Linked DNA regions of Homo sapiens: regions 1, 3 and 4 are each linked to region 2. A link is a loop called in an ENCODE intact Hi-C map of the cell type or tissue named here. Cell type or tissue: psoas muscle. All regions are shown on one strand. Links, peaks and the distances in the headings refer to the core of each region. The heading gives the core; the rest is flanking DNA. Region 1 overlaps ARSG (arylsulfatase G). Region 2 has its middle 6.2 kb from the start of WIPI1. Region 3 has its middle 15 kb from the start of AMZ2. Region 4 overlaps ARSG (arylsulfatase G).

Region 1 (7,812 bases), core at 1,147-6,146, 150 kb before region 2:
CGCCATTGTACTCCAGCCTGGGCAACAGAGCAAGACTCCATCTCAAAAAAAAAAAAAAAAAAAATTAAGTAATCTGTAAACCAGGTGTGGTGTTGCACATCTGTGGTCCCAGCTACTCCAGAGGCTGAAGCACACGGATCCCTTAATGCCAGGAGTTCAAGGCTGCAGTGAGCTATGATCATGCCATTGTACTCCAGCCTGGACAACAGAGTGTCTCATAAAAAAAATAAAAAATAAAAAATTAAGTAATCTGTGTAATCAGTTAGCATAGAGCCTAGCATACAATAGATAGGGTTCTATGTTAGCTATGGTTATTTTTGTTATTGTTACTAGAAATGTCCAAATGGAATGTCAGTGTGAATTGGCTAATCTGCATGATAAAAGGTCCAGTGACAAAACTTGGAAGGATGAGGTGGAGTTCCAGTGACAAATTCCTGTTAATCCCTATGCTGGCTGTGCATTGGGGCCAACACCTTTATTTGAATCAACACAACAGCTGCAACAATCACTAACCCTTACCAAGCTCTTGCAAGGTGCCAGGCTCTAGGCATTACCCTGGCTAATTCTTGGTACCACCCTACTTTTCTCTTATATCTCAGATGAGGAAATTGAGGTTAAGTAACACGCCCAGAGTTGGTGAGTGGCCAAGCCAATATTCAAACTCAGATTTCCTCATTCTAGAGCCTTATTCTTTCAGGGCTGGGCAGAACTGGGGAATCAGCAAAGAGAATCCATCAAGATTTGGCCAGCTTTCCCATATGGCTGTCAAAGAGCAGGAGGCCAGGCGTGGTGGTTCACATCTGTAATTCCAGTACTTTGGGAGATCGAGGCGGAAGGATTGCTTGAGCTCAGGAGTTTGAGAGCAGCCTGGGCAACATAGCAAGACTTCATCTCTACAAAAAAATCAATAAATTAGCTGGGCGTGGTCCTACCTACTCCGGAGGCGGAGTCAGGAGGATTGCTTGAGCCCAGGAGGTTGAGGCCACAGTGAGCTATGATCGTGTCACTGCACTCCAGCCTGGGTGATGGAGTGAAATCCTGTCTCAAAAAAAAAAGGAGATTGGAATCTCATCATTTTTTTTCTCCCTTTGGTGCTAATGAAGGATTTTTGTGCTGTCCAAGCATAAGAGGCAACCTGAGAAATGGGATTGTATTTAGTTATTTATTTTAAGATGAAGTCTTGCTCTATCGCCTAGGCTGGAGTGCAGTGGCGCGATCTTGGCTCACTATAACCTCTGCCTCCCAGGTTCAAGTGATTCTCCTGCCTTAACCTCTCGAGTAGCTGGGACTACAAGTGTGTGCCACCATACCTGGCTAATTTTTGTATTTTTAGTAGAGACAGCATTTCACCATGTTGGCCAGGCTGATCTTGAACTCGACCTCAGGTGATCCACCTGCCTCGGCCTCCCAAAGTGCTGGGATTACAAAGTGCGTGGGTGGCACCCAGGCAGAAATGGGATTTAGATGTCAGTCATCAAAATGGTTGATGCAACCATCGTTCAGGAGGCTCACCCAGCCAGGGATGTGTGATGGCTGCAGTTTCAGGTGCCTGCAATCTTATCCTGCCTACTCCAGCTTCATCTCCAACCCTCTCCTCATGTTCCTCACATTGCACATGTTTCTGTTCCTTGAACATATGCTTTTCCCTGCCTCAGGGCCTTTGCACTGGCTGTTGCCTCTTATTGGCGAGGTCTCTCCTCAGGCTTCAAGCAGCTGATCGCTTCTCATCCTTCTGGCCTCCACTCAAATACCATGTCCTCAGAGAGGCCTTTCCTGACCGTGCTCTCCAACATTGCCTTCCTACCCCATGCACATCTCCTACCCATTCTCCTGTTCTGTTTCCATGACCTGTATCACTGTTGAAATGATCTTCTTTGTTTACTTCTTTGTTGCCTGTCTCTCCCACTGGAATATTGCCTCCTTACAGCAGCCTCCTTATCTGTCTTATTTATGTCTTCAGTGGCTAAAACAATGCCTGGCACATGGTAGGTGCTCAAACAATAATTGTTCACGTACTTGGATTCCTGGATCTAAACTTCTAGGTGTGCACACATGGGTTGACCCGAGCATGAGAGCTGGAACTAGACTGCCTTGGTCTGTTACTTGCTAGCTCTGGGACACTGTGCTAGTTATTAAACCTTGCTGGACCTTAGTATGCTTATCTCTGCAATGGGAAAATAATGGCACCTACATCACAGGGCTATGGTGAGGAGGAAATAAGTTAGGTCATATAAGGCAGCAAAAGGGTCCCTGGCATGTATTGGTGCTTGATGGGTGCTAGCTCTTATGATTCCCTATGACACCGGCCCTGCTCCCCTGTTCGTCACAATTCCCTCCTCTGGCTGGAGGGTGAGGCCTGTTTTCTCAGCGTCTGTTCCAAAAGCACCTTGCTCTATCTATTCCCAGACTCTCACCCTTCCCCAGGTTGAGCTGTAGGACTCATCTGGCTTCTTAGAATCTGCTTGTTTCTTCTCATTCCTAGACCAAATCCCCAAGTCAACACCTAAAGGTCTCAGTAACATTTCCCTTTTAGTTTGTGGCCAGCGCACACGATTCGTTTTTTGTTTGTTTTTAACCTGGTTGCAGGAGATGTGATTTGCCCATTTTTGCACAGAAAGGGCACCATCCGTACCACAATTATGATGTCGTTATTTGTTAAAGGAAGAAAGGAATCTGGGGGAAGAAAAGCAGAATCTTTCGGTGACTTCATATTTTGGTATCCCTTTTCAGACTTCTAAACTCTATTTACATGGAGATAAAATAGGGATTATGGCCTAAAATCCCACAGCCTTAAGCCCATTTACAGTAGCCCAGGTCAAAGAGCATTCATGTCACCATATCCCTTTGGGAGAAACTGAGGCCGAGAGAGACGAAGTGTTTTTACTGTTATAATCAGCTCTCTGCCATGTGGGGGTCGATTATGTGGTTTGTGGGTTTGCTAGCTCAAAGATTGACTACATGAAAAATAATGATGAACTGTTTTGTTTTTTTTTTTTTGTATGTGAAAAACCCAAAGCTACTGCAAATCAGCAAACATCTCTTTATCAGAGGGCGTTGTCGTTTAGGGCCCCCAGTGTTGAGAGATTGCTCATGTATGCACCGCAAGGCCCCAAGTCCCCTCGCACATGTCAGTAGGTTAAGCAGCCAACCTATTTTGCCGTTGACCTTGTGGGATGTCATTTTGCCAATGTCCTTTGTAGATCTGAGCTGGGCTGTGCTGTTGAACACTTATCAGTTTAAAAATGATAAGATAGCCAGAAGATAATTGAAATGAAATTTAAATGAAAATGTCAGGGACTTAGTAATCAACTAAAACTTAAAAATGTTAAGCAATTGGCCAGGCGCAGCAGCTCATGCCTGTAATCCCAGCACTTTGGGAGGCCAAGGCCGGTGGATCACCTGAGGTCAGGAGTTCAAGACCAGCCTGGCCAATGTGGTGAAACCCCGTCTCTACTAAAAATACAAAAATTAGCCGGGCGTGGTGGCGGGTGCCTGTAATCCCAGCTACTCGGGAGGCTGAGGCAGGAGAATCTCTTGAACCCGGGAGGTGGAGGTTGCAGTGAGCTGAGATTGTGCCTTTGCACTCCAGACTGGGCGACAAGAGCGAGACTCTGTCTTGGAAAAAAAAAAAAAAATCAAGTAAAACAGGAGATGAAAGCAACTTGCATTACAATAGGGGACAGAGGATGAATTGCTCATGATTTAAAAAAGAGAAGAGGACCAATGCATTCTGTTGGCATCATTTCCAGCTCTTCATGCAGTCTGAAATTAGTTAAGATAACTCTGAGAGCTCGGTGAATAACCCTGATGATACAACACTAGTTTGGTTCTTGCTGGCAGCACATCTCAGACCCAGGGAAAGCCAGTGCTGGTTTCACCTGTGATAAACAAGTGACATTATTTCTTGAAAATTCTCAGGCTGGGAAGTGCCTTGCATATGACTCCTGGCTGGGTGGCTGGATTCAGGCAATGGCCTAGGATTTCTGAATGGGGATTTGAGCTCCTGGGCAGTAATGACTCACAGGTCTCTTGGGAGAGAGACAGAGAATGCCCAGTGATCGTGAGAGAGAGGTGGCCACAGGCAGCGAAGCCCAGATACTTCCCATTTGCTTGAACTGTCTGCCAGGCTGACTCAGAGGTGCAGGTGACAGCACACTGTAATCATGTTTACTTATGTACGTTGATTTGCAATATGTTAACTTTGCGCCTTGATCTCATTTCTTCTCTGCTTTCCCCCTTCTCTACCCCTGGTTTAATTTTGAGTCAAGTCAATGCTGCTGCTGCTAGGAGTTACGGGCAGTGGCTTAGCTCGGAATCAAAGATCAATATTTGCCACAGGAAGGTCAGGGGCTCCCAGGGACTTGAGGCTGTTTCTAAAACGGGCCTCAGTGAGCAATGAATTGAGCTGTCAATTTAGTTGAACACTTGGCTTGATTTGTGTTCTCAGAATTGGCTTTTTGCAAGAGTTCATGCACCCTGTTACCTCTCAGACCTCTTTTTCTCAGCCACCCTGCTGCCTTGGGGATTTGGCAGTAACCTAATGGAAGATGCGAACCAGGTTGGCAGTCACACTGCAGGGGATTGTGATGAGGTCTTGATATCTGGTGGACAGTATGGGGACGAGGGCAGAAAGGACAGTCTAAACAAGACCAATATTAGGGAGAGCAGGCCGCTTCCTCTTTCATGTAATTCCTTTTCAGCTGTATTCCTAACCCTGACAGTAACTCAGATTCAGGGTTGGGAGGACCCTCACTGGAGAGAAATCCTCTTGTCCTCTGACCTTCACCATTATCCCCTAGAGGCCAGCTTTGGGAGGTCCCATCCTGACTTCTCTTTGTAAGCTCTCGGCATGGTGGGACAGGCGACTTTATGTTTTTGCACTTGAGTAAATAGGTCAAATAGAATCAAAATCATGTCATGCCCACCTTTCAACTGGGGCCAGGTAAGTGCTGAACAAAAGGGACTTCAGGTTTTTACCTCATGGCTCTGTTTGATAGATGGGGACAGGCAGGAACACAATGACCTAGATGGTAGCCAATCTTAGAGAAAAGAAAAGGAACTGAAATATTAACCAGTGGGGCCTTGGTGCCAGCCTGCTTAACCAACTGCAAGCTCAAAGTAGCCTGTCCAATTGCTATTAATAGTTCCTCTTTTAAGCCTCCCAAATACAGTCATTCAACAGTGAATCTCTACGAAGAGGAGGACGTGAGACAACTGCTGGGAGACCCTAGCCAGCTCTGCCCTTAAGGGACCGATGGCCTGATGGCAAATAAAGACAAGAAAACCAGCCTTTAGAATGCAGGAGGGTAGTGTGCTGTGAGAGTGGAGACTCCTGCCATATCTCCTACTCCTTTTGCTTTTATAACCTGAGGTAGATGTATCTGAATTGACAGCTTAGGGGATAGAACTAGCATATCACTTATAGATTGGTCTCAGTCAAGAAAGAGAAAGGCCCCTTGCTGGGCTTCTCACCTTTTAGGTGATAAAGCTTGCAGTGAGGAATCCTGTTAAAGATAGTGCCGTGGCTGGGTGCGGTGGCTGACGCCTGTAATCCAAACACTTTGGGAGGCCAAGGTGGGCAGACTACCTGAGCCCAGGAGTTCGAGACCAGCCTGGGCAACACGGTGAAATCCCATCTCTACTAAAATGCAAAAGAAATTAGTCGGGCGTGATGGCGTGCGCCTGTAGTCCTAGCTACTCAGGAGGCTGAGACAGGCGAATCGCTTAGAACCTGGGAGTTGGAGGTTGCAGTGAGCCGAGATCGTGCCACTGCACTCTGGCCTAGGTGACAGAGCAAGACTCCGTCTTAAAAAAAAAAAAAAGATAGTGCCGTGGGGCTACAGGAAGAGAAAAGTCATTTCTCTAGAGCAAAGTCAAGAGGTCATGAGTAAAGATTATCTGTTAAGACTTGAATGCTGAGACTTAAAATGAAGGGAGAGGAGAGTGTTGTAGGCAGAAGGGAAGGCAAGAGAAAAGACCCAGACCTGATTCCTAGGATCTCCCTCGGGGCACTGTCCCAGGTGCTGGGAACACAGCTGTGATCCAGACAACCAAAAGCCCTCACTCTCCGGGGGGTGTTGCATTCTAGCAGTTGAGTATGGCAGGGCTGGGAGTGTGAGACTGGATGGAGGGACTGGGCATCTGGTACAGTGTGTCATATACATGTTTACAGGATTGGACATGATCCTGCAAGCTGTGGGGATCCTGAATGACTGAAGTCATCCACCTACATTTGAGAATTTGAGATGGGATTTTCCAGCTTACCAGGATGGCCCACCTGGGTGGCTGGAAGGGCGGGGGTCACGTTGCAGTGATCTCCAGGATGGCTTGACTCAGAATTGTGGCAATGGAGAGAGATGTCAGATTCAGGAGGCTTATAGATGCCTATGTGTATGTCGCATTGTCGTATACCTTGTGTGTGTGCTTCCTTGAATGTGAATGTGCATATATATATGAGACTGTGAAAAGGAAAGGAGAAATTTGCCAAGGACCATAACCAAGCTCAGCTGCCAGGAATCCTTTCTGGAAAAGAACAAGAGGCTGGATGTGGTGACGTGCGGTGGCTACTTAGGAGGCCACCCAGGAGGCTGAGACAGGAGGATCGCTTGAGCCCAGGAATTTGAGGCTGCAGTGCACTATCCTTGCTCCTGTAAATAGTCACTGCACTCCAGCCTGGACAACATAGCAAGACCCCATCTCAAAAAAAGGAGAAAGAAACAAAAAGAAAAAGAGTATAAATGGATTAATGAATGAATGAGTAGACGAAAGGCACCAAGTTCACTATTTGCTGCCACATTTGCTTGTAGCTTACAAAGGGCCTGCGTATCCATGATCTCAATGATCTCACTTGACAACCTTCTGAGGAATAAGTCAGCTGTGTTCCCATTTAACAGAAGGCAATGTGGAGGCTGGGCTGAGCTGGTTCTCTGAGTTTTATTTCAGCTACTTTCCAGTTCCCATCTCCCAACCCTGTCCCTTTACACACAAAGGCCGCAGCAAAAGATTTTAAAAACCTATTTTCACGTCCATGCCTTTAAATTATGAATGGAACAAGGACAGTTTTTATTCCAGTCAGAGTTGCCACAGAACACCCCATCATCTATTTTAAATTCCTTGTAAATGAAGGCTGGACACGCTTAACTTTGCAACGTTATGTCTCTCCGGGGCTTTTGTGGCAGCCTTTCCAGTGCTAGCCTTCCCTGATTCTAATACACATAATTTATGCAATGGCAAGTTGCTTTGGTTTCTGTCTGGCTGTGTCTTAATTTGCGTTGATTTTCTTGTTAACAGGCTGCTGTAATGTCTGGCTCTGTATTTCCAGCTTTGCTTTACAATGTATTTTCAGACTTTAATTAGGACCCCTGATGATGAACTGGCCTGAGCCTGCCCAGATAGACTTGGGAGGAAAGAAAGCTTTCCAAATAACAAGGTCATTTTATTGCTTATTAATTAGTCCAACTAAATGGAGACAGTGGCCAGGAGGGGGAAAAAAGGTGACGTGCAGGCCAGTTCATAAAGCTGCATTTTTGGGGGTGGGTACAGCGTCTCCAAAGAATTGCAAATAAAGGAAACGAGATTGTTTCTGAGAGTTAAGCTATGAACTTTAACACACTGTGGGGAAGGAATTGAGCCCTGAAAGCATCCGCTTAAGTGATTACATGAAGAATGAACTGACATGTTTTTTCCAATCAAACCACCTGAGTTTCTCTAAGTTTTGTTTGTTCACCAGATATTGCTGGGGCAGCCCTGCCCCACCAAGGTGCTGTGCTTGGGGCTGGAGTTGCAACTCTAAGCCCCATCTCATGAAACCTA
Region 2 (7,812 bases), core at 1,113-6,112:
TAATTCAGGTTTTAATTTTTTTTTTTTTTGAGACAGAGTCTTGCTCTGTCACCAGGCTCACTGCAACCTCTCCATCCCGGGTTCAAGCGATTCTCCTGCCTCAGCCTCCCAAGCAGCTGGGACTTCAGGCCCCCGCCACCATGCCCAGCTAATTTTTGTATTTTTAATACAGACGGGATTTCACCATGTTGGTCAGGCTGGTCTCACACTCCTGACCTCATGATCCACCTGCCTCAGCCTCCCAAAGTGCTGGGATTACAGGCGTGAGCCACCACGCCTGGCCTCAGATTTTAATTTTTTTTTAGAACTAAATATTGAATATCCGGTGTGTATTTTTCACTTACACCATATCTCAGTTCACATGAGCCACATTTTAAGTGTTCATGTAGCTGGTGGCTACTTTATTCTCAGTAGAGTCTTGAGGGACTAAATGACAGGCATGGCAACTGATGGGGAAGGGGGAGGGGCAGGGAAGAAGAGGGAAGAGTCAAAGCTGATTTCATGGTTGGGAAGGGGAAGCCCATTGGGTTGCTTTTAGAAACTAGATCTTCAGTCAGGTATTCAGGAAGTTGTATTTCATTTCAGACACTTTAAATCAGCAGCAGAACTGCATGCTTACTGGAATCAAGGTTTGGATCTAGAGCTATGGCCACGGGAGAAAAATGGTCACCTTCCCAGCCTCAGCCTTTCCTGTGAATGGTCCCCCTTATATGTTTCTTTCCAGGCTAATGGTCCATTATGGCACCAGCCATGTGGAAATAACATCTCAGGGCTGCCTCATCTGATTTCATTTTTCCCAAGACAATATGTAAGTCTGTATTTTTATATAAATCTGTGCCTATTTTATTAAAAACCTGTATTTGTAGGTAAATTTAAAAAATGATGAAAACTAATTCTTATTTTCAAAAAGTACCTCATAAGCTAAACTAAATACATCAGCTAGCTGGATGTGGTTTGTGGAGGGCTGGTTTGTGATTTCTGTTAGAGGTGTAAGCAGCCACTTTGAAGAGCTCCACCCTCAAAAAATTTCCCAGAAGTCCATTCATATAAAAAGCCAAGGGCAAGGTTATAAATAACTTAAGAGGTGCTGAATCCATTTAATGTCAGGCTGGTTTTTCTTTTTTAACATTCTAGTTCTGGGTTCTGTGGGAGAGGACACTCTTGATTTGAATGTTGGGCTTATGGGCAACCTAAGTCTTACAAGTTCTTGCAACAGCAATTTCACTACTAAATAACATCAGCAAAAGATAATGGGGTAGGTGGGGCAGGGGACAATGCTTTGTTCCAGTGGGAATAAGATTTTGGCCTTTCTCTTTCTTTCAACTGAAATTCCTAAATGTCTATCTTTTCCCTGAAAAACAAAACAAACAAACAAACAAAAAACTCCATTATTTCTAGGAAAACTTACTCGTAAGTAACTAGTAAGTTACTTACCAGTCAGCAAAATCTGGGAAAATAAAGCTGGGCTCTGGGAATTAAAAACATGTTTGGTAATACAAAATTGCAGGCCACAGTTCATCTAATGGAGAGACTTCTTATTTGTATAACAATCAGGTTGTAATTTTAAAATGCTGATTAGGGCATGCACAGGGCATTCACAGGGGAAGGTGGAAATGAGACATCCTGTCTGATGCAACACTCCTGTCACCCCATATGGTCATTCATGGCACCCAACCATCTACAATTAAAGTAACTACTAGGTGAACAAACACCACTCCTGTCCTATTCTTCTTTTTATAAAGTCCATTCTATTTTTATAAAATCAAGTTACAGGAAATAATCTCCTTTCTCTTTTCTGCTATGGGGCAACACTCAGAACATGAACTGAGAACGAGTTGAACTCTAATGGACCAGTGTATGGTAGCCCTTTGAGAAAGGGTAAAGGAGGAAGGGCCCTGGGACAATGGAGCCAAGAGGGAGAGGGAGGGAAGGGCGATGTGTCAGTACGTGGAGGAAGCTCAAGGAGTCAGCCCTATGGTGCCAGGGTAGAAGAGGAGGGGTTGGGCTGTGGGGTGATTTCTGGGAAAGGAGATGATCGAACTGATTGGCAAGCAGGAAGCCCCAGCCAGAAGTCTGGCCGAGCAGCAGGTGCAACTGGGTTTTCTGTTTCTAATTATAGACAGTGTGTGTGAGATAGCATGGCTGCAGTGAATGAAGAGGCCCTATCATGTGCCCTTGTCCCCCAAATGGAACCATTATTTCTGGATTTATTGATTAAAAGGGGAGAGACAGGGAGCAAAAACTAACAACACTTCTAATATTCCTTGACTTATATATTCCTTCCCAAGAGTCAGGAAAAATGTTATTTCATGAAAGAGTGAATTGATGTCTTAATCTTCATTCTCTCCCCTCACCTGTCTTATTTTTGCCTCCAGAATAGCCTTCCTAAAACACCAAGGTGAATTACAGGTTCTCAATAAATGCTTGCTGATTGGCTGATGATCACGAAGACAGTTGCTTTCTACAAGTGCTTTTGCTAATGTCCTTGGAGCTGAGAGTCTGTTACCCATGCCAGTGCAGAGAGGTTCAATCAAGGTGTTTTTGTTCACCGAGGCATCTTCGCACTGGTCAAGAACACAGAGACGGGTTCAGCAGGTCAGCCAATCACCCTGCCTTAAATTTTAGAATATAATTATAGGCGATACTTGAAAATAGAAGACCAAGCTTTATAGAAAGCTTGGTTTGGAGCGTCATAGATCTTCTCATGTGACGCTAACCACATCTATCTGGTCTAGGAATGTTTATCCCCATCAGGCAGCTGCATATGCCAAAGTGGAGACTGTCGAGTAAGTTGCCAAAGGCCCTAGGACAGTTTTTGATGCAGGTGTAGTTTGTATTCTGTCCCTTCCACTGGGTGCCCAGGTTGCCTGTCACGCTGTCTCTTGGACTGCTTTGGCTCAAGGCTGGAAATAGAATTGGCATCTTAACCTGTGCTTCATCCTATGAAGGGACAGAGGAGCAAGGGGTGAAGAGATAGAGGCAGAATTGTGCCAAGAGGGCCACGGGCCAAGTACAAGGGGGAGAGTGTGGAGTCCTGCAGCTCTTCAAAGGGCACCAGCACTTTGCCTACATTTACCAAGGGTACATCTAGAAATATTCAAAAACGTCCTTTGCTCCCAAGCAGAGAGTTAGCCTGTGCTCCTGGCTGGGCATGGCTTGTTGGAACGTGCTGTACGACTTTAGGTTTCTTTCTAGTCTAGCGGTGGTGCAGGGAGTGGTAATCATTCTCTAGAATCAGTCACCCCTGGGAAGAAGGTGGATTCAAAGGCTTTGGGCTTAGGGTGAGAGGGGCGTGGCTAAGAATCCCGAGATTCTTGGTGAACAGTGCCATCTAGTGGTCTGTATGATTTAGTTCTAGGATGGTTGGGGGGACACCTCAGGAAAAACTGGCTTGAGTGATAAGATATGGGTAGCCAGTCCTAAAGCCCCAAAAGAAAGTCTCTGAGGCTCCCTTGTGTATTTTTCCAAAACCTCTTTACTGTCTATAAATGGAAAACACAGAAGCCTCCCTCACCACTTCCTCTGAAGGAGGAGAAGTTTGGAAGGAGTTTGTATATTCATTCATTCATCCATTCATTCATTTGACCAATTTTTATCATGTGCCTGTTGTGTGCCGGTCATGGCTCCAGGTTCTAGGGATATGACGCTGTCCAAAATAAATAAAAACCCCTGCCCACCTGGGCAGAGAGACCATTAACAAGAAAAATGAGATGTATAGTATCTTAGATGGTGATAAGTGCTAAGAAATGTATAGCAGTGAAAGTGTGTTTGGGAGTGTGGGGTGTAGGGAGGAGAAATTTTGCATAGGGTGGGCAGGGAAGGCCCCACTGAAAATTTCCATTTGAACAAGACCTCAGGAAGAAAAGGGAGCAGGTTATGCAGTCATATGGGAAAAAGCTCAAAGAGCAGCGAGGAGGCAGGGCCGCTGGAGTGGGGAGAAGAGTGGGGAGAACTACAGGCAAAGAGGTCAGAGTGACCTGAGAAATCACTGGAAGTTCTGACTTACACTGGAATTCGACACAGACAGCTGTGTTGAAAAGAAATTGAAGGTGTCTTGGGAGATTCACAATTCACTTTAGCACGTTCAAGTCTCCAGAAAGCCCAGCATTATGTTTATTTAACATTGTTTCCCAAGTACTTTCCAAGCTTATTTAAAGATAGATTCCCTTTCTTCCAGGAACACCCACTACTTCATGTGGGAACCTGAGAAAATGGAAATCAGCTCAGATGAGCAGACTGGAATGTTCCCAACAGTCATAAACAAGGCCAGCACAAGGCCAGGTGAAAACTGTGTTTAACCCAAGGCCACACTGTAGCTGCAAAATTACTGACATTGGCATATCTAATCCTTTCTTATCAAAGCCTCTCCCAGACCCACTCGATTTCTCCACTTGCTGAACAAAAATTTCTGAGATATCCGATGATGAAACCACCTGCTTCACAACACATCCATTCCTGACCTGATTCCTGTTTCTTCTACCTTTCCCTTCCTAGCATAACTTAACACAAACCTGGCAAAAAGCCCTTTCCCACAGCCTCTTACTGAGATGCCTCATGGTTCACTTGATGTGCACACCCTCTTGCTGCAGGAAGTTAATAAAACTGACATTGCCGAGGCGGATGGATCGTGAGGTCAGGAGTTCGAGACCAGCCTGGCCAACACGGTGAAACCCCGTCTCTACTAAAAATACAAAAATTAGCTGGGTGTGGTGGCACGTGCCTGTAGTCCCAGTTACTTGGGAGGCTGAGGCAGGAGAATCGCTTGAACCCGGGAGGTGGAGGTTGCAGTGAGCCGAGATCGTGCCGCCGCACACTGTACTCCTGCCTGGGCGACAAAGCGAGACTCTGTCTCAAAAAAAAAAACAAAAAAAACAAAAAAAACACCTAACATTGAAAAGGTTTATTCCTCTTATACTTTACCTGTAGGTGTTATCAGAGCCCAGCGTTTCATAGAACGAGGTGTAAGAACAGCTGGACAAAATGATCACTTCCTATTATGAAATTCTGAGTCTAAAGACATTGCATCCCCCCAAAACTGTCTTGTATACCAATCAAAAACAGCATTTTAAGAATGAAAAGGGTGAGGAAGTGTGGGTTTTTTTTTTTTTTAGACGGAGTCTTGCTCTGTTGCCCAGGCTGGAGTGCAGTGGCGTGATCTCCGCTCACTGCAAGCTCCACCTCCCAGGTTCACACCATTCTCCTGCCTCAGCTTCCTGAGTAGCTGGGACTACAGGCGCCCGCCACCACGCCCGGCTAATTTTTTTTTTTTTGTATTTTCAGTAGATACGGGGTTTCACTGTGTTAGCCAGGATGGTCTCCATCACCTGACCTCGTGATCTGCCCGCCTCGGCCTTCCAAAGTACTGGGATTACAGGCGTGAGCCACCGCGCCCGGCCCCGGCCGGGTTATTTTTATAAGTTACTCCTTGTCTATCTGGTCCCTTCTGCTGCTAACATTTTTGGCTGAACATTTGTACTATGGGATCTCTTGGCTTGATGAGGGTTTAATACGCTTCCCTTCTGCTGGGAGCCTCCTTGGACTTTCTTGGGCAATGCACAGATGTCTGGAGACAGACCAGATTGTTTCTGGGCAAAACAAAGCACATTGTCTCAGCTTTCTATTATTATTATTATTTTTTAGATGGAGTCTCACTCTGTTGCCCAGGCTGGAGAGCAGTGGTGTGACCTCAGCTCACTGCAACCTCCGCCTCCGGGGTTCAAGCAATTCTCTTGCCTCAACCTCTGGAGTAGTTGGGATTACAGACGTGCGGTGCGCGACCACGCCCAGCAATTTTTTTTTTTTTTTTTTTTTTTTGTAGAGACGGGGTTTCACCATGTTGGCCAGGCTGGTCTCGAACTCCTGACCTCAGGTGATCCACCCGCCTGGGCCTCTCAAAGTGCTGGGATTACAGGCATGAGCCATCGCGCCCGGCCTGTCTCAGCTTTCTTGAGCTGTGATGAGTGTATAGGCAATGGTGATTCACAAAAGCAGACTTGCATCTTAGAAAGCTCCCTACAGCAGCAGTAGAGGATGTCGGAGAGGGGCGAGTGATGGGGGCAGAGACCAGGTGAGAGGCTGGTATGTCAATTCAAGTCAGACACTGGAACTTAGGTGCTTGCTGTGGGTGGAGGTAGAATGTATAGGACTCAGTGGCCTATTACATGAGGGAACTGGGAGAGGCAGGTCAGCATGGAGATTGGTTGTCAGTGTAACTTGGGTTTCCCCTGACCTTACTGACTTCTGCGTGCAAATGGGCCTGTCGTGCAAATGGGCCTGTGTTATCACTTACCCAAATTTCACCGGCTTCTTCCTCTACCTTTTATAGAACATACAGCTCCCTCCAAAGCCTTTCCTATTAATTACTGGGAGTCCCCGGAAATGCCTCGCACGTGCGGGGACCTGCCCTTTTAGGCTTTGCCCATAGGGATTTTTGTTTCTGCTGATGAAGGCCCTTGTGATTGATGCCTAATTGCTGCCACCTGCTGGAGTCCACTGTAACAACACTGAAGTGTTTCTTCCCACCAGTACACACCCTTTCTGCTTGTATTGAAATGTTATTTATGTTTTCTCTCTCTTTTTTTTTTTTTTTTTTTTGAGACAGAGTCTCACTCTGTCACCCAGGCTGGAGTGCAGTGGTGCGATCTCGGCTCCCTGCAATTTCTGCCTCCCAGGTTCAAGCGATTCTAGTGCCTCGGCCTCCCGAGTAGCTGGGACTACAGACACCTGCCACCACACCTGGCTCATTTCTATATTTTTAGTAGAGACAGGGTTTTGCCATGTTGACCAGGCTTCTCTCTATCTCCTGGCCTCAAGTGATCCACCCCCCTTGGCCTCCCAAAGTGCTGAGATTACAATCGTGAGTCACCGTGCCCAACCATGTTTTCTCCTATCTTATGTTAATGTGGAGAATTATATTGAGTAATTTTTTATTGAAGTGAAATTTACATACAGTTAACCATTTTTAAGTGAACAACGCGGTGACATCTAGTGCGTTCACAAGGTTGTGCATCCACCTCCGTTATCTGGTTCCAAAACATTTCCATCACTCCGAAAGAAAACCCTGTACCCCTTAAACAGCTACTACCCATCCCTCCTCCCCAAGCCCTTGGCAATGACCAGTCAGCTTTCTGTTTCTATGGATTTATCTATTCTGGATATCTCATATAAATGGAATCACACAATACGTGGCCCTTTGTGTCTGGCTTTCACTTAGCAGAATGTTTTCAAGGTTCATCCACGTTGTAGCATGTGTCGGTATTTCATTTCTTTTTATGGCTGAATAGTATTCCTTTGAATACGCATATCACAATTTTATACATTTATCAGCTGAGGGACATTTGGGTTGTTCCCATCTTTTGGCTATTGTGAATATCATGAACATGTGCATACATGTACTTATTTGGTACGTGTTTTCAATTCTCTTGAGAACACTCTGAACTCCTAGGAGTGGAATTGCTGGGTCACCTGGTAATTCTATGTTTAACTTTTTGAGGAACTGCAAAACTGTTTTTCATAGCAGCTGAACCATTTTACATTCCTATAGCAGCATACAGGGACTCCAGTTTCTCCATATCCTTGCCAACACTTGTTATTTTCTGTTTTTTTGTTTTTGTTTTCCGAATTACTATAGCCATCCTTGTGGGTGTCATGAACACTAAAGTTTTATGAGATGCCTGCAAACTGCAAACCCTTGGGACATCTAACCAGTGCTCGATGCCCCAGCATTCTCACTGAGTCAAAGCCCTACTGTACTCTCAAGATCCCTGTGCTCATTCTGGGTCACACTCTTGACACCTGGACAATAAGTTTCAA
Region 3 (7,812 bases), core at 1,697-6,696, 200 kb before region 2:
CCGGCCCTGCGCTCGGGCCCTTCCCGGGCAGGAAACGCGTCGCTGTCCCCGGCTGCGCCCAGGCCGGCGGGCCCAGCAGCTGCGAACCGCCGGCGCACCACCTGTTTCCGCGCCCGGGGACTTCCCCGGCGGGGCTCAGAAGTGTGGGATCGGTCGCTTGGCTTCCCCTGGCGTCAGCGACCCAGGGTAACCTCCTCCACTGCTGCGTGCCGTGCAGGCCTGCCTGTGTGAGAGCCACGTGTGCCGCGCTCTGGGCACAGCCTTGGAAAGTCAGGACCGCGACGGCAGCAGAGCAGTGAGTGGAATTAATTCTCAAGTAGAGCATTTAAAAAGTGCTTCATTGAAGAGTTTGAATCTCAGTCACTTTGTAGATTCTGATATCTAGAGTGGCACCGTCCAACAAAAATATAATACAAGCCACATATGTAAGCTTGATGTTTCTAGTAGTCGTATTAGCAAATGCATAAAGAAGCAGGTGGAGTTAATTTTAATAGTATATTCTGTTTAATCCAATGCATCCAAAATATTATTTCAATCAATATCAATGCTGAATGTTTTATGTCCTTTTTTTGTACCATCTTCAAATTCCCGTGTGTTTGTTACACTTGCAGTACATCTTACTTCCAACTGGCCACATTTTCAAGTGCTCAACAGCCCCATGTGGCTTGTGTCTATTGTATTGGACAGTGCAGCTCTAGACCAGTACCCAACTCTAGTGTACCTGGAAAAATGTACCCGTGGTATTGAGTTACTAGGAGAGGAAGGCTTATTTCAGGAAAAGGTCATGTAAATCTTCTGTCAGTACAGCCGGTGTTGACATTCAAGCTGAAAGGGTGTATGTAGACACCGTTTAATGTCTACATTAAAGGCCTCTGGCTTCGGTGTTAACTTGTTTCTTTAAAAGCTTGATACTGTTCTCTGTTGCAGCTTGTTTTTTACCCTCCCGTCTTCATTTTCAAGGGCCTGGTATTGTCTTCAAATGCATTTCCATTTTTGGAAAGCAGAGTCGTAAAGCATTAATAATGTGGAGATTATTTAGTCCATTTCATGCATGAGGACACAAGCCTGCAGCAGCCGAGTAAACTTGCTTGTTGTTTAACCAATGGCAAAAATGGGATCAGATCCCAAGTCTCCCTAATGTTGAGTTATTCGTTGTTTTCACTGTGCTGCATGACCTCATTGAAGTAAAATATCACCAACCAGAACCTAACCATTTTTCCCCCGGGTTGTTTACAAGGGATTATACACGATTAAACTGTCAATTTCTTTTCTGTTCAAGTAGAGTCATCTGGGGTTGCTCAAAGTTGGAGAAATCAGTCTATATACTTCTGCCTTAGTACCAAAAAAAGAGAGGTGCAATATTTATTTATTTTTGAAATAGGGTCTTGCTCTGTTGCCCAGGCTGGAGTGCAGTGGCATGATCACGGCTCACTGGAGCCTCCACCTCCCGTGGTCAAGTGGTCCTCCCACCTCAGCCTCCCAAGTAGCTGGTATTACAGGTGTGCACCACCATGCCCCGTGTATTTTTTTTATTTTTATTTTTTAGAGATGGGGTTTTTTCCACATTGTCCAGGCTGGTCTGGATTCCTGAGCTCAAGCAATCTGCCTGCCTTGGCCTCCCAAAGTGCTGGGATTACTGATGTGAGCCACCATGGCCGGCCAAGAGTTGCAATATTTAGTAAAGCTCTTCCGACTAGTTGAGGCATTAAAAGAAAGCATTATGGAAAAAAAAAGTCTACTGGAAAATAGTTGAAACAAAATCTATTGAGGCAGTATGTTAAAACCCACAGACCTCCATACTTAACCCAGTATTGATTTCATCCCACTGTTTTCTTTAGTGTCTGCTCATGGATCAGTTTTTTCTTCTTTACAACTGACCCACCCATATAGTACACTACTGCTGGGCACTCTGAGACCCATCCATCCTCAGATGCTGAGCCGGTGGGTTCTCAGCACAGTGCTTTCAGTGTCCTATGGTTATCCAGCTGTTTCGTAGCAGCACAGACTCTCTTGAACTGTAACTGTCAATAGATAACATTTTTTTTCTCTTGTGTAACTAAAGGGAAAAAAGTCTATAACTCATTCATTCATTCATGTATTTTTTCATTCAACAATATTCATGGAGCACCGCCTACTGGGTGCCAGGCCCTGCTCAAAGCCTTGGGAATACAGCAGTGAACAAAGAACTCCTACCCTAATACACTAGTGGATGAGACAGAGAGTCAAGGAGTAAACAGATGCTTTATTTTATTTTATTTATTTTTTTGAGACAGAGTCTTGTCCTGTCACCCAGGCTAGAGTGCAGTGGTGTGATCTTGGCTCACTATATCTTCTGCCTCCTGGGCTCAAGTGGTCCTCCCGCCTCAGCTTCCCACGTAGCTGGGAGTACAGGCATGTGCCACCATGCCTGGCTAATTTTTGTAGTTTTTGTAGAGAGGGGTTTTACCATGTTGACCAGGCTAGTCTCAAACTCCCAGGCTCAAGCAATCTGCCCACCTTAGCCTCCCAAAGTGGATGCTGTTATAACCTAATAACAGCAAAGTAAATGGATAGAAACAAGTACCATTTTGAATAGGATAGACAGGAATGCCTCCCTAGGGAGGTGGCATTTGGAAGTGATCAAATTGAAGGGTCACACTGCATACACATCTCAGGGAAGGGAGTACCAAGCAAAGGAAACCACAAATGCTAAGGCCTGAAGCTTGCAACAGTAAGAACAATTCCAGAAACAGTAAGAGAGGCTGGGCGTGGTGGCTCACACCTGTAATCCCAGCACTTTGGGAGGCTGAAGCAGGTAGATCACCTAGGTCAGGAGTTCGAGACCAGCCTGGCCAACATGACGAAACCCCATCTCTACTAAAAATACAAAAAAAAAATGAGCTGGGTGTGGTGGCGGGTGCCTGTAATCTCAGCTACTCAGGAGGCTCAGGCAGGAGAATTGCTTGAACCTGGAGGCGGAGGTTGCAGTGAGGCGAGATTGTGCCATTGCACTCCAGCGTGGGTGACAAGAGCAAAACTCCATCTCAAACGAAAACAAACAAAAAAAAAAAAAAGAAAGGGCCGGGCGTAGTGGCTCACGCCTGAATTCCCAGCACTTTGGGAGGCTGAGGTCGGCGGATCACGATGTCAGGAGATCGAGACCATCCTGGCTAACACGGTGAAACTCCGTGTCTACTAAAAATACAAAAAATTAGCCAGGTGTGGTGGCGGGCGCCTGTAGTCCCAGCTACTCGGGAGGCTGAGGCAGGAGAATTGCTTGAGCCTGGGAGGCGGAGGTTGCAGTGAGCCAAGATTGCACCACTGCACTCCAACCTGGGCGACAGAGCGAGACTGCCCCCCCAACCCCCCCAGAAAAAGAGCCAGTGAGGCTAGTGTAGCAGGAGCAGAGGGAAAAGTAATAGTATCCATCAGGCAGTTCATGCAGGGCCCATTGCTAAGGATTTAGTTCAGACTTGTGCTGTAAGAGGATTACTGTGGCTGCTGTATGGAAAATTAAGGTGGGGGTGGCGTGTTCCAAGAGTGGAAGCAGGCAGGCCAGCTAGAAGACTACTGTAATAATCCAGCTAAGATGATATTGGCTTGGATCAAGGGTCCTGGTGCAGTTGGCAGAAGCAGTCAGCTCCTGGATATATTTAGAAAGGAGAGCCGATTGGATGTGTGGAGGAGTGGGTTTGAGGAGGATGATCCAGAGTTCTGCTGAGGACACTTTAAGTAGAAGATGCCTAGTTTTATATCCATGCCCTGCCATGCGGGCAGATATAAATCAGGAGCTCAGGGACAAAGTTGGGACTAAGAATGGGAGGTGCCAGTGCAGAGAGGGTGCTTAAAGTTTTGGTTGAATTCTAGGGTGTATAAGTTGTTAGGGAAGTTAGCGTGCTTGTTCTTGAGTTGCTGGAAAGGCATATAAATGACACAAATACATGGCCACAATCTGTATTTTCTCAATAATATTTGGTGAAATGTTCTGGGCATCAGGTTTCCCGTCTAATTTTCCATGTAGGAAATGGATAGTCATTGAAGTAGTTTTGATTTGGGTGAGTTGTTACATGGAAAGGGAAGTTGTAAGTTCTCTTGCCACTTTTCTTGTTCTGCACCTTTAGAGAGTCATTAACGAGAACTGAACACTAGGGGGACCCAGTTTCCTTACTTATGCAACGGCGGCTGGCCCAGCTGTACGCTACGATCGCCCTCACTTAGGACACATGCAATATAAACACAAATCTGAAAACAAGGGCAGCTTCTCTTTTATCAATGCAATGTATACTTATAGCAGTGATCATTTTTGCGTGTAACATGTCTGAATTCCTTAAATAGGTCATTTTAAGTAATGTGCATAACCATTACTATTTTTCTTTTATGAGACAGGGTCTCACTCTTTGCCAAGGCTGTGTGCAGTGATGCCATCTGGACTCACTGCAACCTCTGCCTTCTGGGCTCAAGTGCTCTTTCTACCTCAGCCTCCTGAGTAGCTGGGACCACAGGCATGAGCCACCACACCTGGCTAATTTTGGTTTCGCCATGTGGCCCAGGCTGGTCTTGAACTCCTGGGCTCAAGCAATTCACTCACCGTGGCTTCCTGAAGTGCTGGGATTACAGGGATGAGCCACAACACCTGGCCACGGTTTAAAGAATTAAAGACAATGGCTTCTAAACTCTAGTTCCCTATTGGTGAGCCCCATATTTGCAAACTTGTGAAACTAAGGATCATGATTTCTTTTTTATTTTTTCTTAATTTTTATTTTTTGAGATGGAATCTTGCTCTGTCGCCCAGGCTAGGGTGCAGTGGCGTGATCTCGACTCACTGCAACCTCCACCTCCCAGGTTCAAGTGCTTCTCCTGCCTCAGCCCCCCGAGTAGCTGGGATTACAGGCACGCACCAACATGTCCGGCTAATTTTTGTATTTTTAGTAGAGACAGGATTTCACCATGTTGGCTAGGCTGGTCTCGAACTCCTGACCTCAAGTGAGCCACCCGCCTCGGCTTCTCAAAGTGCTGGGTGGGATTACAGGTGTGCGCCACCACGCCCAGCTGAAGGATCATGATGATTTCTGATTTACAATAGTTGAATTGGAGTATGGAAATCTAAATGTAATAAATACCACCTGGTGATTTGAATCTGCGCCACAAGAATGCTGACATAGAATCCATTTTCTGTTTTATCACCAGATATTAAGCAAAGGGAAAGGCAAATAAATGCTGAAAAGCTACATTACATATTATTGGAGTATAAAATGTATAACTTTGTTAAAAGGTTTGGACACATTTTGTATTAGTTACGGATACATAGGTCTTAAAAGAGTACATGGTCTCAACTCTTTTTTTTTTGAGTTGGAGTTTCGCTCTTGTTGCCCAGGCTGGGGTACAATGGCGCAATCTTGGCTCACCACAACCTCCATCTCCTGGATTCAAGTGATTCTCCTGTCAGCCTCCCGAGTAGCTGGAATTATAGGCATGCAGCACCATGCCTGTCTAATTTTGTATTTTTAGTAGAGATGGGGTTTTTCCATGTTGGTCAGGCTGGTCTCGAACTCCCAACCTCAGGTGATCCACCCGCCTTGGCCTCCCAAAGAGCTGGGATTACAGGCGTGAGCCACTGCACCTGGCCCAACTCATTTTTATAAGTAGAATAATTTTACTTTTGGGTAGAGAAAGTCTACATAAGGTTTATACTGAAACCTCTTGAAGTCAACAAGCTTAAAGCAGAATCTTTTTAATCAGGGGAAATGAAAACATAATTAGCGGCCTGGTGTGGTGGCTCACGCCTGTAATCCCAACACTTTGGGAGGCCGAGGTGGGTGGATCACCTGAGATCAGGAGTTTGAGACCAGCCTGGCCAAGATGGCGAAACCCTGTCTCTACTAAAAATACAAAAATTAGCTGGGCGTGGTGGCACATGCCTGTAATCCCAGCTACTTTGGAGGCTGAGGAAGGAGAATCACTTGAACCCAGGAGGTGGAGGTTGCAGTGAGCGGAGATCACGCCACTGCACTCCAGCCTGGGCAACAAGGGTGAAACTCCATCTCAGAAAAAAAAAAAAAAAAGAAAAAAGAAAACGTAATTAACAAATGTGTTAGCTATAATGTCGGGCACGGTGACTCATGCCTGTAATCCCAGCACTTTGGAAGGCCATAGTGGGCAGATCACTTGAGGTCAGGAGTTCGAGACCAGCCTGGCCAACATGGCAAAATCCTGTCTCCACTAAAAATACAAAAACTAGCTGGGTGTGGTGGTGCACGCCTGTAATCCCAGCTACTTGGGAGGCTGACGCAGGAGAATTGCTTGAACTCTGGAGGTGGAGGTTGCAGTGAGCCAAGGTTGTGCCACTGCACTCCAGTCTGGGCGACAGAGCAAGACTCTGTCTCAAAACAACAACAACAATGAAAAAGTGTTAGCTGCTTGATCTTTCCTATTTTGGGGCAGTTATGATCTAAGAATTACTTTGACCACAATGAATCCTTTCCCATGGGTCAGGATGTTAGTTCTCAGAGCTTTGCTTCTGGCGGTACTGACCTGTGCCGGTGTTACAGATGTGTGGTGAAGGGGCTGGAAACTGTGGTCCACAGGCCAAATCCAGTCCACTGTTTTTTTTTTTTTTCAGCCTGAGAGCTAATAGTGTGTGTTGTTTTTTTTTTTTTAACATTTTTATGTGATTGAAAAAAAATATATTTCCTGTGTGAAAATCTTGTGAAATTCACATTTCAGTATCCGTAAATAAAATTCCATTGAAACATGGCCACGTTCATTCATTTATATATTGTCTGTGGCTGCTTTTGACCCTCAATGGCAGAGTTGACTAGACAGAGGCCTCATGGCCTGCAAAGCTTTAAATATTTACTATCTGGACCTTTACAGAAAAAGTTTGCCAACCCCTGGCATGTAGAGTCTGTGCTGTTTACTTACAGGTTGCAACAGTTCTTGGAATGACTCTGTAACTGGTTGTGGTCTTTAACTATTTGCCTTTATGACTTTTGATAGGCTTACTCTGGCTACCATGATATCATTTCATTCATGTATTTTTGATTAATAATTAAATTCCATTGATGCTTTCATTCTTATTTCAATTCTTAGATGAAAATATGCTTCTTCATTTGATTATATTGTTTAATTTTTATTTCCCTCTTCTGTTATTCATTACTTAATACTTCCCTTGAATTATTTAGTCTTTTTCTAAGGTGCTTTAAAATAGTTCGTATGAAACTCAACATAAAATAAAATCGTCCTGTTTTCAATGATCAAAGTATATATATGTATATATATGTATATATATACTTTTTTGTATAAAAAGTATATATATGTATATATATACTTTTTTTTGTATAAAAAGTATATATATGTATATATATACTTTTTTTTTGTATAAAAAGTATACAAAAAAAAAAAGACATAAAAAAGTTTAGGCTGCACATGATGGCTCACACCTGTAATCCCAGCACTTTGAGAGGCCGAAGCAGGTGGATCACCTGAGGTCAGGAGTTTGAAGCCAACCTGGCCAACATGGTGAAACCCAATCTCTAGTAAAAATACACAAAATTAGCCAGGCATGGTGGCGGGCACCTGTAATCCTAGCTACATGGGAGGGTGAGACAGGAGAATCACTTGAACCTGGGAGGCGGAGGTTGCAGTGAGCTGAGATTGTGCCATTGCACTCCAGCCTGGGCAACAAGAGCGAAACTCCATCTCAAAAAATAATAATAATAAATATAAGTAAATAAAAAGTTCAGTAGAAACTTCTTGGGAAACTTTATGTGTCTCTAGTAGAGTTAAAAGGTTTTGCAGAAGATAAACGTTAAAAAATTATTTATTTGGAGTGAA
Region 4 (7,812 bases), core at 1,533-6,532, 77 kb before region 2:
GCAAATTACTTAGCCTCTCTGAGCTTTGGTTTCCCCATCTGAAAGATGGGGACAATAGTGGCTAACTTGAGAGGTTGTCATAAGGATTCAATGAGATAATGCCAGGAAGCATGTATCATGCTGAGGAGCACTTAACTTGGTACTTAGTAAGGGCTCAATAAATACGAGATGTTATTGTTGTTGTTATTACTATTATGTTTAACTTAGAATAACTATCCATTAGTGGGAGCAGGTATTACTGAAGAATATTGGGGGATCAGGAGTAGCTATCCTAGAATTTAGCCTTTGCTGGTGCAGATAAAACACAACACGCCTGTTTGATATAAGCATATGCATCTCATAATTAGAGTACACAATCCTAGGGGCCGATAGAATGCCAGTCAGATCTTTGTAAGTTTTGTCCACTCCTAGCAGTACCAGTGAGAAGCTGAGATTTATAGCAAGACAGTATCTGCGCTGTTGGTGACACATAAATATTTTACAATTGCCTGTTCACACTCTAGACCCTTTTAAGATAAATCCCTTTAGAATACAAGGTCTGTGGACCTGTGATCATTTGGGTGGCTGGCATATATAATTGTGTCTTCCTGTTAGAGCCAGAACCCAGGATGTAGCCTGCACTAACCAACTAGTCTGTACAACAAAAAGAGGGGATTGCTCCTTAAGTGGCCACACTGAGAGGCTTCTCTCAGCCAATCTTTTTCTTTCTCCTAATTCCTGAATCTTTTGCAAGGAGATTGTCTGCTTTGTTGACTACACCTGTTTTATAACTAGCTGGATTCCTCCAAACCCCTCCAGCTTTCAGTCCTTTGCTGAAATAAGACAAGCACATTGAAACGTTTTTCTCTGAAGAGCGTATTAGGAAAGTCAGTCACCTACAAGAGAGCAACACAAAAGGTTGTGGCAAACGAGAAGAATCCCTAATTCTTGAAGGGATCCCTAATTGGTGAAGACCAATTAGCAAATTTATTAATTAGACCAATCCCTAATTGGTGAAGACCAATTAGCAAATTTATTAACTAAAGGTCAGTTTACCCTTCTGGAAACATCCTGGAGGCAGAGACCAAATCCTGTGTTCAACCCTGGTGCCATTGCCCACCCCAGTGCCTTCTGGTTGACCGATAGAGCTAATGGCTTGTTTCCTGGAACCACAGCCGTGATCTTTCCTTAGCATCTGGCCTCAAAGGTTAAGCAAGACTATTTGAATAGTGTACACCATGGACATGCAGATAAACAGGCTCCCCGTTTTCACCCACCCATACCCCAAGCTTCCACAAAGATGCCCCCACGGGGGTGGAAGTATCTACAAAGCCCTGGCACATGCCTTTGAGCGGATGCTTCCTCCCTGCCCTTTGGCCCTAAGCTGACGCATAAGTCATACATTCCAAAGCCACGTGGAAATGCGTTTTATGCTTGCTGGAGTTCTGGATTCTTTGTTCCAAGTGCGTGAATAAATTGGAGGGAGCTATATGTATTTATGGGAGACGTGGCCCTCGATAGGAAGGATGTATTAGAGAAATGCTGGGCTAGATCAAAGAGCGTCTCATTCAGCCTGCAGAGACTCCAGTTAGATTTTTCAACCCCACACCCTTAAACATAAACAGTCCATAGGACATAAGTTATTTTGTGTTTTGTTTCTTACTTCAAAACTTGAGGGACTCCAAAGCTGATTATGAAAGAGTCCTAAGAATGCTGAGCATTTCCCGTGTGGTGTGCTGGGCCAGGGACATCAAAGGTTCCGTTTGCAACAGTGCTAGTACAGGGCGACAGAAGCCTTCATCTTCTTCCTCCCCACGCTTCTCCCCACATAATTGCTTTCATTATTCACACCAGCCAAACAAAGGGAAATTGCATGACCACAGTGTGTGTGAGCCACACACAGCACTTGCCTTGGAAAGGCTGTGCACACGCTAACTTTGTGGGATCCTTGGCCCTTGGCTCAACCAGGATGAGGGTGGGGTGTGTGTGGGGGTGGTGGGATGGCCGTGGTTAATGCAACCCAACATGTATTCAGGATGTTTCCATCAAGCATGACCTCATGTCTTCCAGCCCGCTAGCTATCATTATACTGGTGGTCACTTTTGACTTAATGGTTACAAAAATAATTCCTTTAATAACCAAGGTGGAAATTCATAGATTGCACGTAGTTGTTTCTTACCTCCCCCAGGAGGCAAGAGGTTGGAACTATTACTGACACTGTCTCCATAACATCAGAACAACTCATGAATTCAAGGAAAAACAAAGCAAAGCAAAACAAAATAAAGCCATAAAATCCATGCCAGATCGGTTCTTGGATGTTGAGCAGATCAAATAGCTGCAGAAGTTTCCTTCTTTCTCTCTTCTTTAATAGTTGTATTTCTTCATCCTAAACAGACAGTCACATTATGATCACCAGGAAGAGAAATTCACTTACTCAACAAAGATTTGCTAAGCCCCACTATGTCTTAGGTGCATGAGACTGATGAAGTCTCATGGTGTTGAGACACAAAACAAGCAAATCAATAAATGAAAAAATAATTTACAGTGGGGAAGGTCTCATGAAGAAAATAAAATGAGGTGATTCAGTAGAGTGAGGCAACTTTTTACATCTGAAGTCCAGTAAAATAAAAAGCATATTTTGAAAGATACTAGCTAGTTGAGGGAAATAGCTGGTTACCAAAAAAGTCATTCCTTTGTTGGGGTTATTGGAAACTCAGAGAGGGGTTCTCCCAGAGACTAGCTCTTAGCTGAAAAGAAGTCTCGAGTTATCACCATGGATGAACCAGCTGCCTCCCCTCCTCTCACAGGGGGAAGTCCAGCCAAGCAGACGACCTGGGAAGGAGGGCACCGGGTCCCAGCACTGGCTTACTGGCCTGGCAGAGTTCCAGTTAATGTCACCAGCACTGCCTTGTTAAGGTATGAGACCAAAACTACCTTGAGATGTTGGGGCCCAGAGCAAGAAAAGTCATGGAGGCATGGGTGGCTAGATGGAGGCATGGGTGGCTAGATGGAGGCATGGGTGGCTAGAGGCCTCAGGAAGGTCATTCACCACTTGCCTTTGCCGGGTGTTCCCAGACACTTCCAAGACTCTGACTGTAGAAGTGATGAAAGTAATAGTGAAGTGGGGCCACGTGTGGAGGCTCGCTTCTGTAATCCTAGCACTTTGGGAGGCTGAGGCAGGAGGATTGCTGAGGTCAGGAGTTTGAGACTATCCTGGTCAACATAGCAAGACCCTATCTCTAAAAAGAAGGGAAGGGAAGAGAAGGGAGGGGAGGGGAGGGAAGGGAAGGAGAGGGGAGGCGAGGGGAGGGGAGGGGAGAGGAGGGGAGGGGAGGGAGAAACAGTGAAGTGGGACTCGAGCCATCTTCTGGGAATAACACCTGAGTGAAGAAGGGATTGGTTGGTTTCACATACATCAGCATTGGGTCCTGGCTGTGTCTGCTGGAGAGAGTGCAGAAAAGGCGGCAGCAGCAGCATCTCCCTCTCAGCCTGTGCCAAGCTGACCGAGGCAATAGATCCTTTGAGACCTAATTGTTCCATCCTTGGGGTTAAGGCAGGTGTCTTAGGGGTGGCTGTGAGAAGCCGGCTAGTCTCTAGCAATCCGATGGCCCCAAGAAAGGAGTCCAGATGTCCACTTTCCCTGGAGGAGGGTGGAGAAGAAAGGTGGCCCCTCCAGGCCATTAGGGAAATAATGAATCCTTAGGTGAAGACATTCCTCCTGCCTCTGGCCATGATGCTTCTTAATGAGCTGAGTGTCTGCATAGCTCACTGCAGACCCATCACATCAGGTAAATGTGATGTCTCACCATTATTCTTATTGCCGCCTTAAGGCAGATCCAGGAGGCCATCTCCATGGCAAAGAACTTGGCTGTGCAGCGTCTATGTGAAAACAACATCTTCCCAGCTATGGAACCATGACTTATCCTGGGGACTTTTCACTAATTCAGACAGGACCTTCCTCTCTGTGTTCTGCCCTGTGTTCACTAACAAGGGGAACCCTCCGTAGAACCCTGTGCTCATTCATGTGCTCAGAAAACTGCTGGTTAAAGACCGATTTCCTAATTCCAAAGGTTCTTTGCCATTAGCCTAATGAGTTCTGGCGTAAAGAACACAGCTGAGTAGAGGCAGGCAAGCTTCATTGGCACCCTCTGACTTCCCTAGATCCAATGGGGAGGAGGGGAGAGACTCAAAGTCCAGGGGAAAAGGGTAAACAGCTTTCAGGGCCAAAGTATGGGGTGGGTGGGCATCACCCCTGGCAGCCTGTGGGGCCCCCAGAAATTCCGGGTCAGCCCTGTACAGTCAGGAGGGGGCAGCGTGCTGTCAGCGGGTACCAGCAGGTGTGACAACAACAGCAGAGCCTGGAATCTGTGATGTCAGGCTGCCTGGGAAAAGGGCCAGGCAGGCTGCTTTTATAGGGCTGACTTGGTGTAGTCAAAGTGCTTATCAAGAGGGGCCAAGTGTTCACGGGCCAGGCTGCACATGGACAAGTAACTCAGCCGTCTCTCAAGTTGCTTCACAGAAAGCCAACCAGTGGCTTCTCATCAGAGAATGGTGTTTGCACCTACAGTCAACCATAATAAAACTGCCTCATCTCATTCATAATGTAGGGCCTTAGAGGAGACAACTGACTGAGAGGATGGTTTGGTGACCCAAGGCAGTGTCTGCCTGAGGGCCCCAGAATTGTACCAGGATAATACCAACACACCGTATCGGTACCTCCTAGGAGATACATTAGGTTGGTGCAAAAGTTGTTGCGGTTTTTGCCATTACTTTTAGTAGCAAAAACTGCAATGACTTTCGCACCAACCTAATATATAGTGTATCACACACACACACACACACACACACACACACACACACACATACCTTTTATTTTATTTATTTTGTTAAGAGACAGGGCATCACTCTGTTGCCCAGACTGTAGTGCAGTGCCAAGATCATAGCTCACTGCAGCCTTGAACTCCTGGGTTTGTGTAATCCTCCCATCTCAGCCTCCCAAGTAGCTGGGACTACAGGCATGCACCACTATGCCTGGCTAATTTTTTAATTTTTTGTAGGCATGGGGACTCTTAATGTTGCCCAGGCTGGTGTTGAACTCCTGGTCCCAAGCACTCTTCCCTCCTGGGCCTCCCAAAGCACTGGGATTACAGGCATGAGCCATCACACACAGCCAAGGCTAGTTTTTGGTGTTAAATTAGGCTGGATTTCAGCCAGCCAGTTTTACCTCTATAGATTTACCTTCTTGCTGTTTCCCATATGAATCCATGTTAAGCAAATTTGGGCGGAGTTTCCTACTGCCTGGACAGGCTGTGTGTGTGTGTTTCTCTTTCCCTTGACACCTCAGGGTCAGCTTGACAGAGAATGGTACTATGATCCAAATTCAAGACATTGATGCTAATGCTTCATGTTGTTGGGAGCCCAGCCCGGCACCCTCCGCCCAGACTGCATATCACCTACTCTTGTTTCATTGCTTGAGGAATATAGATCTTCCAGATCAGAGATAACTCCCTTAAGCCACTAAGAGCTAAAGCCAGAGTCCCTTAAACCTATATCCTTGAGGCCCTGAGGAATTATGAGCATCAGAGAGTGGTCAAGTTGATATAAATATGAATACAGAAAAGTGAAAGAGAATGTGTGGGAGAGGGGGCGGGGGATCCATTCACATGGATCCCATTGGTTTTAGAGATAACCAGTGTTAATATCGGTGTGTACCTGGGTGATGTCATAAGATGAAAGAAGGGTCTTGCACGTGACCTGCCTCCACAGACACAAGTACAGGATGGGGAAAATGCATTTATTCCACAGATATTTATTGCCATGTCCAACTATGGGTCAATCATTACTCCAGGGACTGGGGAGATGGCAGTCATGAGCAGACCAAACAGAAAGCTCTTTGTTTAGGGGCTACCTTACCTTCAGGAGGCCAGGGCTTTGGCAGCACATGGGAAAAGGTTTCAGTAGTTTTAACTTAAAACTGTGCTGCAGGCTTTCCCAACCGTGGCGTGGTCGGCATTTTGGGCTGGATCACTCTTCGTTTTGGAGGACTGTCCTGTGCGCTTTATAGGATGTTTAGCAGCAGCTCTGGCTTCTACCCATTAGATGCCAATCGTGTCCCCACCCCACCCCCTAAGTTGTACAATTAAAACGTTTCCAGACAGTGCCAAATGTCCCCGGGGAGAATGAACTCACTCTGGCTGAGAACTACGGCTTTAGCGGAAGCTCTCTTAGCCATATACAAGAAGGGGAAGGGCCTGCTCTGCCTCTGAGCTGGGAGACCCCTACCTCTGCTCCGAATGAGGATCGATCCTTCAGAGATGAACTGGGGCAATTATGAGGTGACCAGAATGGCAAAAAGGACTTGAAACAATCTTATTTGAAAAACAGCTAAGGCCGGACGCAGTGGCTCACGCCTGTAATCCCAGCACTTTGGGAGGCCGAGGCGGGCGGATCATGAGGTCAGGAGTTCGAGACCAGCCTGACCAACATGGTGAAACCCCGTCTCTACTAAAAATACAAAAATTAGCCGGGCGTGGTGGCGCGTGCCTGTAATCCCAGCTATTCAGGAGCCTGAGGCAGGAGAATTGCTTGAACCCAAGAGGCGGAGGTTGCTGTGAGCCGAGATCGCACCACTGCATTCCAGCCTGGGCGACAGTGAGACTCTGTCTCAAAAAAAAAAAAAAAAAAAAAAAGAAAAACAGCTAAAGCTGCTGTGTAGCCAGAAGAGGTAACTCCCTGGGCTACCTCGTGGCTCTGAAAGACAGTCAGGTGTGTGGAAGAGGGATTCAGCTGGTTCTGGCCTGTCCGAAGGCACCGGTCTTGGAAGTAAAAGCTACGAGGAGGCTGTGCTCACATCAGTGTCTTGTGGTTTAGCTGTCACCTACAGGCAGGGCCTAACCACATGTCGCCTTTCCAAGTCCTCTCCTCCTCCCTGGATCTGGCAGTGGGTAGTGGTGGTTGGTGGAGGTGGTCTCACCCCCACCCCCACTCTTGGCAGCTCTCTTTACTCTGTAAGAAGCGCTTGGTTTGCTGGGGGGCATCCCCTGATGCTCTGGGACCCCTGCAACCCCGGTTCTCCCTGAAATCAATGTGGCTGGGGCTATGCTGGCTTCTAAGAGGGACTCGTGTGTGGATGAGGGTGCCAGGGAAGCTGCCCATCAAATGTGAGCATAGGCTTGCCCCTCATGTCTCCACGGCTGAGACCAGGAAGGCGTGGGCACCTCACTTTTCTCGGGGATAATGACAGGGAAGAACAATGCAGGAAAAAAGTTAAAACTAAATGCAGAAAGAAATTTACAACTCAGTGCTAAGAAAGTACTGCTCCCACGGCCTAGGGATGATCCCTACTGTTCCCTGTCCCTTCCTCTTCTTCAGAGGAAGTTCTCTTCTTGCCTTCATTCGGGAGAGATGAACACAAAGCCTCTGTCTCTGTCCAGGTCCAAGCGCCTCCAATCCATCCCCAAGCAAACCTCTCCTGCCTCTCGCTTCCTGTCCTTAGATCAGATCCACCTTTTTTCCAGATAAAACGTTCTCAGCTTCTCTGTCCCCTGCCTTCATCCTGGGATGCCTTCCACCCCAGGGCTGCCCAGCACAGCACCTCAGTTCCCATACTATGCATCCTGAAGTCCATGTGGTTCCTTCTGGAACGAGCCCCCTGTTGGCCTTCCACTCCCCTTTACCTACCCCCCACCTGCACACCTTGGGGTCCAGCAGGCCAGGCCTTTCTTTCTTTCTTTCTTTCTTTCTTTTTTTAGATGGAGTTTCACTCTTGTCACCCAGGCTGGAGTGCAATGATGTGATCTCGGCTCACTGCAACCTCTGCTTCCCGGGTTCAAG

What was found. Hi-C counts contacts between places; a loop is a spot of excess contacts. Peaks named below come from ENCODE experiments on the same cell type or tissue, not always from the same donor. Only the 100,000 strongest peaks of a DNase experiment are listed, where the experiment ranks them.
Region 1: it touches region 2 in a loop (2.4-fold over the local background); 2 of 110 quality-filtered maps call a loop at or near these places.
Region 3: a loop joins it to region 2, with 5 times the contacts of the local background. A loop is called at or near these places in 83 of 110 quality-filtered maps.
Region 4: a loop joins it to region 2, with 5 times the contacts of the local background. A loop is called at or near these places in 16 of 110 quality-filtered maps.

What each region holds. Positions count from the first base shown.
Region 1 is chr17:68,314,482-68,322,293 of GRCh38, forward strand. All of the region lies in intron 2 of ARSG (arylsulfatase G), which reads left to right. Among named protein-coding and RNA genes, the nearest start is that of ARSG, 27 kb to the left of the region's middle. RefSeq lists a silencer at 4,087-4,381. In psoas muscle, for the core only: no CTCF peak of the experiment used is centred there; DNase peaks (open chromatin) are centred at 4,050, 5,100 and 5,640; H3K4me3 peaks cover 1,250 bases; H3K27ac peaks cover 3,675 bases.
Region 2 is chr17:68,459,836-68,467,647 of GRCh38, forward strand. It overlaps a transcript of PRKAR1A not described here. Among named protein-coding and RNA genes, the nearest start is that of WIPI1, 6.2 kb to the left of the region's middle. RefSeq lists a silencer at 6,453-6,502. In psoas muscle, for the core only: a CTCF peak has its summit at 3,338 (motif pointing left); DNase peaks (open chromatin) are centred at 2,012, 2,996 and 3,266; H3K4me3 peaks cover 753 bases; H3K27ac peaks cover 2,552 bases.
Region 3 is chr17:68,259,132-68,266,943 of GRCh38, forward strand. It overlaps a transcript of ARSG not described here. Among named protein-coding and RNA genes, the nearest start is that of AMZ2, 15 kb to the left of the region's middle. In psoas muscle, for the core only: CTCF peaks have their summits at 4,121 (motif pointing right) and 4,320; no DNase peak of the experiment used is centred there; H3K27ac peaks cover 489 bases.
Region 4 is chr17:68,382,278-68,390,089 of GRCh38, forward strand. ARSG (arylsulfatase G) reads left to right here. Exons shown (of 12, transcript NM_001267727.2): 9 at 2,787-2,895. Among named protein-coding and RNA genes, the nearest start is that of MIR635, 38 kb to the right of the region's middle. In psoas muscle, for the core only: no CTCF peak of the experiment used is centred there; DNase peaks (open chromatin) are centred at 1,740 and 4,374; H3K27ac peaks cover 3,260 bases.